Regions from separate parts of the Homo sapiens genome. Here regions 2 and 3 are each linked to region 1. The links are chromatin contacts, found by Hi-C or POLR2A ChIA-PET in ENCODE. All regions are on one chromosome and are shown on one strand. Each heading gives the region's core, a stretch centred on a gene start or an enhancer-like site at or near the end of the contact. The rest is flanking DNA. Distances are from core to core; before and after follow the strand shown. Region 1 holds the start of TIMMDC1 (translocase of inner mitochondrial membrane domain containing 1). Region 2 holds the start of IGSF11 (immunoglobulin superfamily member 11). Region 3 holds the start of NR1I2 (nuclear receptor subfamily 1 group I member 2).

The links. A loop is a pair of places that touch in the nucleus more often than their neighbours do. ChIA-PET counts read pairs that join two places held with the same protein, here RNA polymerase II (POLR2A). Pooled maps may share reads with other maps.
Region 2: a loop to region 1 is called in a pooled map, with 4 times the contacts of the local background. The contact joins the promoter of IGSF11 here to the promoter of TIMMDC1 in region 1. A Hi-C loop is called at or near these places in 1 of 50 pooled maps. POLR2A ChIA-PET finds 5 or more read pairs at or near these places in 2 of 52 experiments (Panc1 and WTC11).
Region 3: a pooled map shows a loop between it and region 1 (2.2-fold over the local background). The contact joins the promoter of NR1I2 here to the promoter of TIMMDC1 in region 1. A Hi-C loop is called at or near these places in 1 of 50 pooled maps. POLR2A ChIA-PET finds 5 or more read pairs at or near these places in 2 of 52 experiments (HepG2 and activated CD4-positive, alpha-beta T cell).

What each region holds. Positions count from the first base shown.
Region 1 is chr3:119,496,445-119,500,571 of GRCh38, reverse strand. TIMMDC1 (translocase of inner mitochondrial membrane domain containing 1) reads right to left here and starts at 2,025. Exons shown (of 7, transcript NM_016589.4): 1 at 1,645-2,025. The coding sequence starts at 1,838. RefSeq lists an enhancer at 2,236-2,285.
Region 2 is chr3:119,033,082-119,037,208 of GRCh38, reverse strand. It overlaps IGSF11 (immunoglobulin superfamily member 11), which reads left to right and starts at 2,363. Exons shown (of 7, transcript NM_001015887.3): 1 at 2,363-2,678. The coding sequence starts at 2,627. RefSeq lists a silencer at 2,083-2,442.
Region 3 is chr3:119,780,241-119,784,367 of GRCh38, reverse strand. NR1I2 (nuclear receptor subfamily 1 group I member 2) reads right to left here and starts at 2,267. Exons shown (of 9, transcript NM_003889.4): 1 at 2,068-2,267.

The DNA of each region.
Region 1 (4,127 bases), core at 776-3,275:
TCAGATGAATTAAACAGTTCAGTTATATTAAAAGGAACGTAGTCTCAGACAAAACGAAGCTATGGTGTTAGAATTAGGATAGTGGCAACTCCTGAAAAGACAATGACCGGAAAAGGCACAAGGGGAGCTTTTGGGATGTTACAATAGTTGCCATTTCTTTCTTAGTGCTGGGTACAGCTATGTTCAGTTTGTGAAAATTCATCCATCAGTATACTTAGGCACATTTTTCGAAATGCATTTCCTACTCCAATAAAAAGTTTTTTAAAAGGTGCTTTTGATGACTATTACACCCCTAGAAATAGGAAGAATTTGTGAGTTGGATAGAGAGACCAATATTTCCGTTTAAATCTTAAGTTAACTTTTAGAAATCACACCAACTCGTGAGATTTTAGGGCAATGTATGAAAGAATAAAAACGTGGATGTAAGACAAAAAATCTAAATTCTATTTTACTAAATAATTTCATGAAATACTCAGATAGGACTGTACTAATAAAAGCACTGGGCTGGGCACAGTAGCACACGCCTGTAGTCACAGCTAACTTAGGAGGCTGAGGTAGGACTTGAGCCCGAGTTCAAATCCAGCATAGCAACATAGCAAAGATCCTGGCTCTAAAAATAAACAAATAAATGTTTTTTTAAAAACGCACTGGGAAAGTTCACTATGCAGTGGGTGGCACATGCCAATCTAAAATAACAAGGAAAAACTACTATTTAATTCGATTTGTTACTCTCAAATGCATAAGAAGCTAGAACTGCTAATGAAGCTTCCAAGATGTCATCCTGAGACTGCTCTAACAAATAGCTGTCTTAAGTATTAAGTTACTATAAAATAATTGCCCTTCTAGGCCGGGCGCAGTCCAGCCGCGGTGGCTCAGGCCTGTAATCCCAGCACTTTGGGAGGCGGAAACAGGCAGATCACGTGAGGTCAGGAGTTCCAGACCAGCCTGGCGAATGGTGAAATCCTGTCTCTACTAAAAATACAAAAATTAGCTGGGCATGGTAGTGGGCAACTGTAATCCCAGCTACTCTGGAGGCTGAGGCAGGAGAACCGCTTGAACCTGGGAAGTGAAGAGTGCAGTGAGCCAAGATCGCACCACTGCACTCCAGCCTGGGCGATAGAGCGCGACTCAGTCTCGAAAAAAAAAAAAAAAAGAAAGAAAAATACGAGTTTGGGCTGGCGCGGTGGCTCACGCCTGTAATCCCAGCACTTTGGGAGGCCGAGGTAGGCGGATCGCCTAAGTCCAAGAGTTCAAGACCAGCCTAGGCAACATGGTAAGAACCCTGTCTATAAAAAATACATTAAAAAAAAATTAGCCGGGCGTGGTGGTGCGCGCCTGTAGTCCCAATTAATCGGGAGGCTGAGGTGGGAGGATCACTTGAGTCCCAGAGGCAGAGGTTGCAGTGAGCCGAGATAGCACCACAGCACTCCAGCCTGGGCGACAGAGCAAGACCCTGTCTGGAAAAAAAAAAAAAAAAAAGAAAGAAAAAAGATACAAGCTTGGGTTACAAATATCAGAACCTCAAATATAATCTAAAAATGAAGCACACCATCCTTGGTGTCCTAAGGCTGACCCAGGCTGCCCACGCTGCAGGACACCGCTTTCGCGGCCCCCTACCCCACTTCACACCCTAGGCACTTTTACTCTTTGCCAAACAGCTCCCGGAGGCGGTCCCATCCAGATTCCGGGTAATAGGGCTCTGGGACGTAGGGAAGCCGCTTCTGACGCTCCTCAAGGACTTCCGAATCGGCAGTCACAGCTTCGGCAGCAAAGACTCGGGGAAATAGGCACAATGCTCTACAGAGAAAGCTCCGCGGTGCCGGTGGCGGCACCTCCATGGCCTTCTCTCGACCTACGGACAAACTTGAGCGCTCAGGACTTCAAGTCCTCGCGGACGTGCCGCGGGAGAGCGTAACTGTACGAGGTGAGAATCCGTGCATTTGACCCAGGTTAACCCTCTGCCAGAGGGCTCGACACCCACACCTTCAGTCCCCGGCCTCGCTTTGGAGTCCTTGGAAATACGACACAGGAAGTCCCGCCCGACCGGGGCAAAGGCCAGGGGGCGGGGCGACGGCGAAGCCGGAGCCCAAAAGACTTCCGGTTGAGGGCGGGTTGGGCCACTGCTGTGCTGAGTGCACCCCCGGAAGTGAGTTGGCTGCCAGTAGTGAAGCTCAGCGTGGTCCCGGCAGGCCTTCGCTCCGTGTTTGTGGTTCCTGGGTCATGCAAACGGTGTCTGCGGCTACTTATATTCAGCTTGAGGTGGTCATAGGTTGAAGTAATTTATCGTATTTAAAATGCCAGGAATTAGCCGGGCATGGTGGCGGGCGCCTGTAATCCTAGCTACTCGGGAGGCTGAGGTAGGAGAATCGCTTGAACCCGGGAGGCGGAGGTTGCAGTGAGCCGAGATCACACCACTGCACTGCAGCCTGGGCAACAAGAGCGAAAATCTGTCTCAAAAAAAAAAAAAAAAGGCAGGAATCCCGCTTCAGTAAGGAAGAAAGTGCAATATTCAGTGCAAGTGGAGTAGGGAAAGAGGGAAAGGCGATTTGTGCAAAAACAAGTCCAACCTACTCTGCCAACATTAGAGAAGCCTTCCAGGCTGGGCGGGGTCCGTTTGTACCTTGTCAGTTCTGCTGGAAAAAAAACGAGGCATTGGGGATGGGTGTTGGTGCCAGTTACACTAAGATTTCGAGAACACTTTTTTGAAGAATCAGCTTTTTGGCAGGTCTTCCTAAGGTGGATTTCACTCCCTTTAGTTCATATGCCTACTGCTTCTCAAAAGGCAGGAGAATTTCTGGAATTTCTATCAAGTGTTTGTATAATTTGCCGTCACTACAACCTCTGCTAACATATGCTTCGAAGTACAGTTTTCATTAAAATGAATGCATTTAAAATATTCTCAATATTCGTGTAATTTCATTCAATCCTTGTTAACAAGCATACTCCCTTATTCATTTTGCCAATCCCTTCACCTCCTTGATTCCTTTCTAGTTGTCAATCAAAACTGCCACACTGTAGTAGAATACAGTAAGTGGACTTAGGAATTTGATAGCTGGAAATGCTACACATAAGTCCCTGAGAAGTGACTGACTAGAGTGACCAGCTCAATTAGTGACAGCGCCATGAAGACTACTCTGGGATATGAGATTTGATTCAGCACTCATCGTAGCACTTACAACACTGCATCATAATTTCCTATTAATCTGTCTCAATAAACTATCCTTGAGATCACAGACCAAATATATTCATCTCTGTATCTCCAGGACCTAGAACCGCAGTAGGTGCTCAGTAAATATTTGTTGAATAATTCAGATCTCCTGACTTCTGGCTCTGGATTACTGCTTATCCCATGTTAGGTAGAAGTGGGCACCAAGATAAGTTACCAAGGCCTGAAAGCCCAAGAAAATGGCTGTACAGTCTGTTTCTAACCTATATGTAGAAAAAGCTAAATGCATAAGATGACCCCAGAATTATTCTGGGGTGAAGGAGGACTTGAAATGGGTAGGAGGGTTTGGGTGGGTGTTGGGAAGATACTGACACAATCACTTATGTACAACTCAAATGCCCCAGGATTCACTAGCCTGTAGATGAGGTAATATTAACAGGCAAATTTTAAATTCCATAACTTGTTTCTCATTTGGGTAACGGAAGACTCATTTGTAATGTTCCTTTTGCCACCTGATAACTCAAAAAACTCCCCTCTCCTTTGGCTACTGCTCGCACTGTTGCTGCTCTTCCATCTGAGCCCTCCCACATTTCCTACTTCCCCAATCCCTTACGGCTTACCTTCTTTTAGAACAAGGGAAATGCTCACCCTCCTCTGTAGTCTGCTTATTTTATTTTATTTTTGATACAGTCTTAGCTTCGTCACCCAGGCTGGAGGGCAGTGGCAAGACCTCGGCTCACTGCAACCTCTGCCTCCTAAGTTCAAGTGATTCTTGTGCCTCAGCCTCCTGAGTAGCTGGGATTACAGGCATGTGCCACAAGCCTGGCTAATTTTTGTATTTTTAGTAAAGATGGTGTTTCACCATGTTGGCCAGGATGGTCTCAAACTTCTGGCCCCAAGTGATCTGCCTGCCTCAGCCTCCCAAAGTGCTGGGATTACAGGTGTGAGCCACCAAGCCCAG
Region 2 (4,127 bases), core at 1,114-3,613, 460 kb after region 1:
GGGATTTAAAGAAATCCTTCTGTGGTCGTAAAGCAGATTAGGATAAAAGAGCTGGTGAAACTCATCATTACTAATAAAAAATTACTCAAAGTATATGTCAATGGTATTATCTCTATGAATTTTTTTAAAAACCACACTTTTTGTTTCCTGGGAGAGTGTCCTTGGAAGCCTCTGTGTACAGCACTTGGAGCTTCTAGTACTCCTGATCTGCTTTCTTCTGGTCCACCATCTACCATCTGCCCTCATGCTTCTCAGCAGCTGGATTGCCTCCTGAAATCTGATCATCCTCACTCTCCCTTCAGAAGCCACACTTTTTTTTTTCTATTGAAAGGGCTCCTTTACTGAACTGTGAGCATTGTCCTCTTAATGACTCAGTAGCTCTTGCCTGGCAAGGCAGAAGTATCCTTAGGTGACAAAGAGGCAGAACTCTATCTGCTTATTTATGATAGCACAGATATAGCCCATATGCAATTGGAACTTATTTGGGGTCAGGGGTCATTTTTTTTTTTTTGGTTTAACCTTAAACCTGGTGCCTTACAAAGTGTAGGTACTTGGTAAATAGTTGTTAAATTGATGCGATAAATATATCAGATAACTTGCTTTATCAGAGCTTTAAGCTCAGATTATTAGGTTATTTAAAGGATATTTATTTAAAGGATAAATATTCTGCCTCTATATTTATATCTGGGATTATGGTGACATGAAGAGTTGCTCTCAGTAGCTCCTATCACTTGACCGCTTCCTTGTTTTTCTTCTTATATTGCTTACTCTTATACCCTGCTTAGGACTGGATTAGACTGCAGGAATATGTACAAGAGAGGGTGAGGGATTGAATTGGATGGAAAAAAGAAACTCTAGTCCTTACCCTGGAGTTTAAAAGAATGAGAATGAGCCTCGTGATATCATAGTTGGAAATTTAAATTTGTTATTAATATGAAAAACTCTACTGTCATATCATTTATTTCTTGCCATTAGAGATCTGGTAGGGAATTCTAGCAAGTTGGAAGTAGTGAGCAAAGTTGAGGCATCTCTACTTCATAATCAAAATTTATCCTTTCAGGATATTCTTGTTAAAAGTTATTAACATTTCTTAACATGTTTCATTTTTTTAACCTTAAAAATATAATATCCACATTTTCAAAAAGAAGTACATCCATAACTCCACCATCTTGATATTTTAATTTTACATATATCTTCCAATCCTTGTCCAAATGTATGTTTAAAAAATATTTTACATATTTTTCTTCTGTGCATATTATTTTTGTTTCTGAGTTTCCCTGGGAGGATTGTATTTGCCAGATGAGGGCTCAATTTCTGAATGGCTCCGAGAACCCTAATTTATGCTGCTGTAGAAACTGACCAAAATGGGTTGGCATCCCCTGGGCAGGTATGTCCTCAAATTTAGAAGGCTCAGTTTGGAGGCTGAAGCAGGAAGTGACTATGAGCTGTACAATAAAGAGCAGAGCCCAGTATAAGAGAATAAAGATAGGTTTTACAAGAAAAGATGTAGGTAGATATTTAAGTAAAACAATTTCAGATGCTAGGAAAGTCTTTCTCCCCACCCAACCCAAACAAACAAGAAGCAAAAACAAAAAACCCAACTAAACAACGATTACAATAAATGTACATACCCCACTAGTTAACATGTATACTTAAGGTCAGTTTAAGAAAGCACTAACGTTTAAGCTGGAAAACTTAAAATATTAGAAGTTGACATAAGGTTTACAAAAGGGGCAAGAGAAGATGGCAGTCTCTCTGATAGGAATGGGGAGTTAGGGGCATGGTCCAGCCTCTATCCACTTTTCAAGGAAGAAAGGTGAAAAGGCATCCAGGAAACAGCGCAAAACCAAAACACTGTAAAATTAGGAATTCCTAATTCTGCCAGAGTCAGGTTCTTTCAGATTATTTAGGTTTTATAAGAGAGGACTGAAAGTGAAAAAGCCAAATATAAATTATCCGAAAACTGCAACAGGAAAGACTCTTGCAGGCTCAGAGGAAGGCTGTGGAAAAGTCATTGCTAGAGCTCTCCAGGATGCATCAGGCCGACACCACCTGTTTGCGGAGGGGTTTAGACCAAGGGAGGGGCCCTAACTCCGGCGAGGAGGGCGCCCACCCCTCGGTTCCCGGAGCTGGTGGAGGCGTGCGGGGGAGCGGGCGGCGCGGTGCACAGGTGGCGGGGGCCGCGCCAGCTGCGCGCCGCGCTCTGCTCCGCGGGTGGGCCGCCAGGCGTCGCGCTGGAGCCGCGGTTGCCCTGGAGACCAAGCGGGGCGAGTGGGCGGCGCGGCGAGGAGCCGAGCTGCGGCTGGAGTAGCGGGGCGTGAGTTGGGGGGAGTGGCTCCCCGGACTGCGCGAGGGGTCGGCTAGTCCTGGGGCAGGGCTGGGTGGCACGGCTGGCGAGCCCGGAACGCCTCTGGTCACAGCTCAGCGTCCGCGGAGCCGGGCGGCGCTGCAGCTGCACTTGGCTCGTCTGTGGGTCTGACAGTCCCAGCTCTGCGCGGGGAACAGCGGCCCGGCGCTGGGTGTGGGAGGACCAGGCTGCCCCAAGAGCGCGGAGACTCACGCCCGCTCCTCTCCTGTTGCGACCGGGAGCCGGGTAGGAGGCAGGCGCGCTCCCTGCGGCCCCGGGATGACTTCTCAGCGTTCCCCTCTGGCGCCTTTGCTGCTCCTCTCTCTGCACGGTGAGTAGCTCCAGCCCTTTCTTCCCGGTGGGGCCAGGCCGGGTCGGCGGGCCCGGGGCGAAGCTGTTTGGGGACGGCAAAGAGCCTCCTTGCTTTGCCGAGGGTCGGGAGTCCAACTTTCTCAGGGGCGGCGTTCGTTGCTGCGGCCGAGGCTCGCGCGCACCTGCAGCGGCTGCTTCTGCCGCCCGCGCAGCCCAGGTGTTCCTTGTCAGAGAGGTAACTAAACTCGTCCGGCTACCTCCGGTCCCAGGCCGGGCCCTGACTCTCACCTCGCTGCGCTCTGCGGAATGCAGGATCCTTTTTAGATAACGAACTCCCTTACTCACTGGTCCAGTTAGAAACTGTATTTAGAACCAGTTGTCTTTACTAGGCGGCCCTAGGAAAACTAGAAGTGCTTTTAAAATCATTTGGAAAACTTTATAGCTTTAACGTAACCTTTTAGAAGCCTATACACGTTTTGGCCGAAAATGATCTTTATTTTAAAACTAATTGTATACTGTGCTATACTACAATCGAAAACAAGAATTTATTTACACTCTAGCTTCATCTCCAAAGGACTTAAGTTGGCTCTCAACAATACATAGAATATAACAATATTAGAACAAAATAAATAAATGTCTTTAAATTTCTTGTTAACGGTTTTTAAAACATCTGTTTATAAATTTAGCTTTTAATCTCTGCTTAATCTTTCTTACATTTTCGGTGAATAGCCATCATATTAATTTAGATCCTGATTTTCATCCTATGCAGTGCTGTTTGTTTTTGTGTGTGCATTCTCCTGTGGAATCCAGTTTTCTGTCCCATTTATTGCTGAGATTTACTGAGATTTTTTTTCTGAAGGATGTTATTTAAAAAGCGGGTTCAGTGATTTTGGAACTTTGTGGTTAACCCTGTTTTTTTTCTGGAGACACCAGCATGTTTCCAGTCATTTCATGGCCTTATTCGAACTGATTTTGAAGTAACCTAATACTAGCCAACTTAACTTGTGCAGATTCATTGAATAGGGGAGAAGAGAATACGAAAACTTTTTGTATGTCTTCTCCGTAGAAACTAATGAAGCTGTTATCATCAAAATTAACTTTTCTAGAGTTCAGTAGGTATATTTTTAGTGATGATGTGCACACAATAACATCAATATGTCCATGTTATGAACTTGTGCTTCCAAGTATCTTGTACTGTTACTAGTTTGAGATGGCCAGTTTTTCTCTCTGTCCTACTACTTTTAAGTGTGAAATAAGAGAGTAAATCGGCTTTTTATGCAATCCTTGGACACAGCTCTAAATATTACCAATATTACAAGAACAGCTCAAATTTTTGGTAGAACATTCTATTATTAAAGTTGTATATTATAATAAATGCTCCTCTTTTTGTAAATAGCATTTGTGTATAGTTTGTTTTTGAATTATTAGGCAGTACTTTAAAAGAGTTGATACAATTCGCAGACTCAGC
Region 3 (4,127 bases), core at 1,018-3,517, 280 kb before region 1:
TTTAAGAAGAGAAATACAATGGCCAAGAGGGGTCCTATAAAAAGAATGCTCAACTTCATTAATAATCAGGGAAATTAAAATATTGAAATAATGGGTTGTCATTTGCACTAATTCAATGGAAAAAATAATAAAATACTGAATAAACAGCAAGCATTGTTTGGAGTGTGGAGGAACAGTAACTATCCTTCTCTGCTGGTGGGAGTACAGTCGGTTCGGGTACTGTGGAGGGCTGTTTGGCAGCCAAAAATTGAACCACATATATCCTGTGATGTGGCAATTCAACGTCTTAGTAGTTCCTCTAGTGCAATACGTGCACATGTCTAGAAGCAGACAAACACAGTGAGGTTCATTGGTAAGACTGAAAAATTGGAAAAGCTTAAATATCTATCGAAAAGAAAACGGCTAAATAAAAGAAGTGTACACTGTGAAATATGACGTAGCAGTTAAAATAAATGAAGTAGAGCTCTATACAGATATGGAAAGTCTCCAAGTCTTGCTATTGAGTGGAAAAACAGAATTAGAACAACATGGCAACAGATAGGTTTAATAGTCCATCTATGCATAGATGAACACACACACAGACACAATGGTCTGGCAGTAAATATATCACACTAAGTACTTTTGGGGAAACTGGAGATTAGGATTGACAGAATGGCCAAAGGTGAATTTAGGTTTATCTATACTGCTTTCTCATTTTCAAGGAGCATGAAATCATGTATTACTTTATAATTTAAAAAGTTATTACCTAAAAAACCTAGTCTAGTCAGTTTTGTGGTTGTCTTGGGTTTATTCCATAATAATTTTGGAACAAGTTGACAGCTTTTAGATCAGGAGTTGGCAAACTTTTTCTGTTAAAGGCCAGATAGTTAATATTTTAGGCTTTGTGGGCCATACTGTCTCTTTCGCAATTGGTCAATTTTGCTGACTCAATGAATCAGCTATAGCAGGCACTATTCCTCTCCCACATGGCCTCTAATGATATGGCCAGAGTTGAAAGGATGTTGTAGGGCAAAAACAGCCATATACAATACATAACGAATGGGCATGGCTGTGTTCCAATAAAGCTTCATTTATAAAAACAGCTGGTGGGCCAGAGTTAGCCTGTGAGCCATAGTTTGTCAACCCCAGGTTTAGACTTTTATGACATAACTAAAATATTTTTAAAGCGTATTTGTGTACCACAAAATACTTTTTCCCATTAACCAACTGATTAAATAAGCCTCTGAGGCCTCCCTTAGCATCCTTTCAACTCTGACCATATCATTAGAGGCCATGTGGGAGAGGAATAGTGCCTGCTATAGCTGATTCATTGAGTCAAGACTCAGTGGCCTCAGAGGTGTCTGTTGACCTGTCCTAGATATGGAGTGGCCTTAAAGCAGTGCCTCTGGCCATAGCTTCAGCCGAGCTGGGCTGTAAAGTGGAGAGAAGAAGGACCTGGTGGCACTGACCACATGCAGGCAAGACTCGGTTCTGTGGGACAAGGTGCCCTTTCAATAGTAGAGGTAGAAAACTCACTGGTTTGAAGCCAACTCAGCCGCAGCACTGTGCAGGGGTATGGCAGGTGCTCTGAGGGACCCCTCCTTGAAGTGGTGAGTCCTGGTGACTGTCATGCTGCTGTCCTTGGCCTCAGGGGGCTGCCAGCACTAACCCAGCAGGCCAAAAGGAATCAGGACTGAGTTGATCCCAGTTCCCATAGTCCCCAGCTCCCACAGTCCTTGGAGGTGGTATTTCCTGGGTCCAGGGACTCCAGCCCTGTAACAGGGAGCTGGTTGTATGTGTGACTTGTGGTAACTCATGCAGTAGTTAAGGCTTCTCCTGTGGTGATTTTTCTAGGAGGCTAGTGCAGGACCAGAGAGCATCAGTAATGGGGCTCAACATTAAGTGATTGTTTTCATGCTTTTTTTTTTCCACCCTAGAAATGAGGAGACAGCAGCAAGGCCAACATGATTCACGACCCACTATGATGCTGACCTCAAACAGAAGGTATATTTGTGTTCACACACATCTTTTGGCTGGAGCTGAAGGGCGGTCAGCCCCCAGCAAAAGAGAAAGAAAGAAAAACCATACCTGCTTGGTGGTAAGTTCTTTGCTCCGACTTCTCCCCTGGGGTCCACTTTGAACAATCCGGTGCAAAGGATCGATCAAGGAGTAGCTTTACCAAGGAGCCGCTGCCTTGTTCAGGACAGGAGTATTAGCTTATTCTCTTGCTTTTCTCACTGTGAACACTTGGCTTGCAGGCTGAGGCCGAGATTCCCACTGAAGTAAAGGCAGTGCTTCCTCTTCCCGTCCTAGTCATAGGTTATGATTTCCCCGGATATGAGACAATCTTGTCTCTCACCTATATTTCAGTCCAAGTCAGATGTAGGCACTAAGCGGCTCCATTGCCCCTCCTAAGTCCCAAGTCCAGCACTTGAACTAGCAAATGAAGAGATTACCGTATTTGTTCTCATTATGTTCTCCCTACTTTTTTCTTTCAGGTCTCTTCACTACAAAAACACAGGAAAAGGGGAAGAGAGTGGCAAATATCCGCTTTGTCTAAGTAATTCTGAGTGCATTTCATCAGTCTGAGGGTCTCTGTCCTTTACCACTAGGGGCAACATTAATTTGAACCTAGATCTCCTTATACTTCCTCCTTTGTTGAAACCACCTCCCTGGATAGTGTTACTTGATGTGAAAGTGAGCAAAGTATTGATTTATGACGGTGCCAATCACCAGCATGGTTATGTAAGAGGGGGGCAGGCACACAGGGAGAGGGAAAGGGTGTGAGATGAGGGGGCTGAGCACAGTTCTCGAGAATGTGACCCCACCACTTTGATCTCAGAACAGAAGGCTGACCAGGAGTGGGGAGGATGGACCAGCTGAGGGCTCTTTCCTCTCCCGGGTCCTGCCAGAGGGGAGCTGAAGAGTCCTCACTCTTCAGCCTCAACCTTCTTATTCCCTAGCAGCAGGTGCTCCCAAGTGAACAGAATCAACAAAAGCCGAATGTGGTGGATACCAGGATGTGTTTCTTCTACTTGCTTTGTTTATAAAGATGCTTTATGGCAGGTGAGGGGAGTGGAAGTAACTGCTCCTACCTAAAAGGCAAACAAGTACAAGCCTCTGGCAACAGTAAAGCAGGGGCATGGGCCCCAACAAGAGAGGGAGAGGGAGACCACGATTGAGCAAACAGGTAGAAAAGAGAACCTGGGATTGCCAAAAAATGACCACAGTTGTCTTCAGGTGAACATTTGGACTTCCTTACATTTATTTATTGACTTAAGTTGTTATTATTTTGAAGTACATGCTTTAATCCAGCCCTGGTGAGAAAAGCCAGAATATCTAAGTATGATTTGTTTGTTTTGTTTTTAATTGGTTTCTTCTCTATCCAATTTGCACTTCCCAAGGGATGAGAAAGACTTGAGGCTGGGATTTCCTAGGGGTTGACATTTCTCAAGTGGATGCTTGCCTTGCTGTTTTCAACCAAGCGCAGAATGTAAGGTGCTTACACAGCTCACTGCTGGGGACTTACTGCCAGCAGTGGGGACTGGGACCCACAGCCATAGAGCTCTGTCCTTTTTCCAGTCACATTTCTGATTATCCACATGGGATTCTGCTAGGGCTAGGAGGTATTGGATTACAAATCCCACTGGACAGAAAGTTGACTTGGGCCTTAGGCAGGGAGGACCTAGAGTAAGTGAAATATTGAATGTCATGAGGATATTGGAAAGAAAAAGAGTAAGTGAAATACTGGATTTCAGTACCAGTGGAAGTAGCCTGAACAGTGTGCTCTGGGGTAGGAGGACAGCATGGGGCTATATCTGGGGCCTGCAGGTCCCCTGAGAAACACAGATCAGAAGGCCATGGCTAAAGCCAAAGAGGGTGGGAAAGCTGGAAAGGGTTAAGAACTCACCCCAGGAAACTTATTTCCAAGATCAAAAGTAGGCCTTTCTGCACTGACAGGTATCTCCAAGTCCAGGGAAAAAAGGCATGACTCCAGCTCAGGTAGGCCACCTTGCCAGAAGTCCTTAGGTTATGGGTAACATACGTAGCTTTCATCATCTCTCAAATCCCTTCTGGCTCACAAGGGCCTGACCTTCTCTCTCTTAAAAATATAGTGAATTATTTACAGCAGAAACAGGAAACTAAGA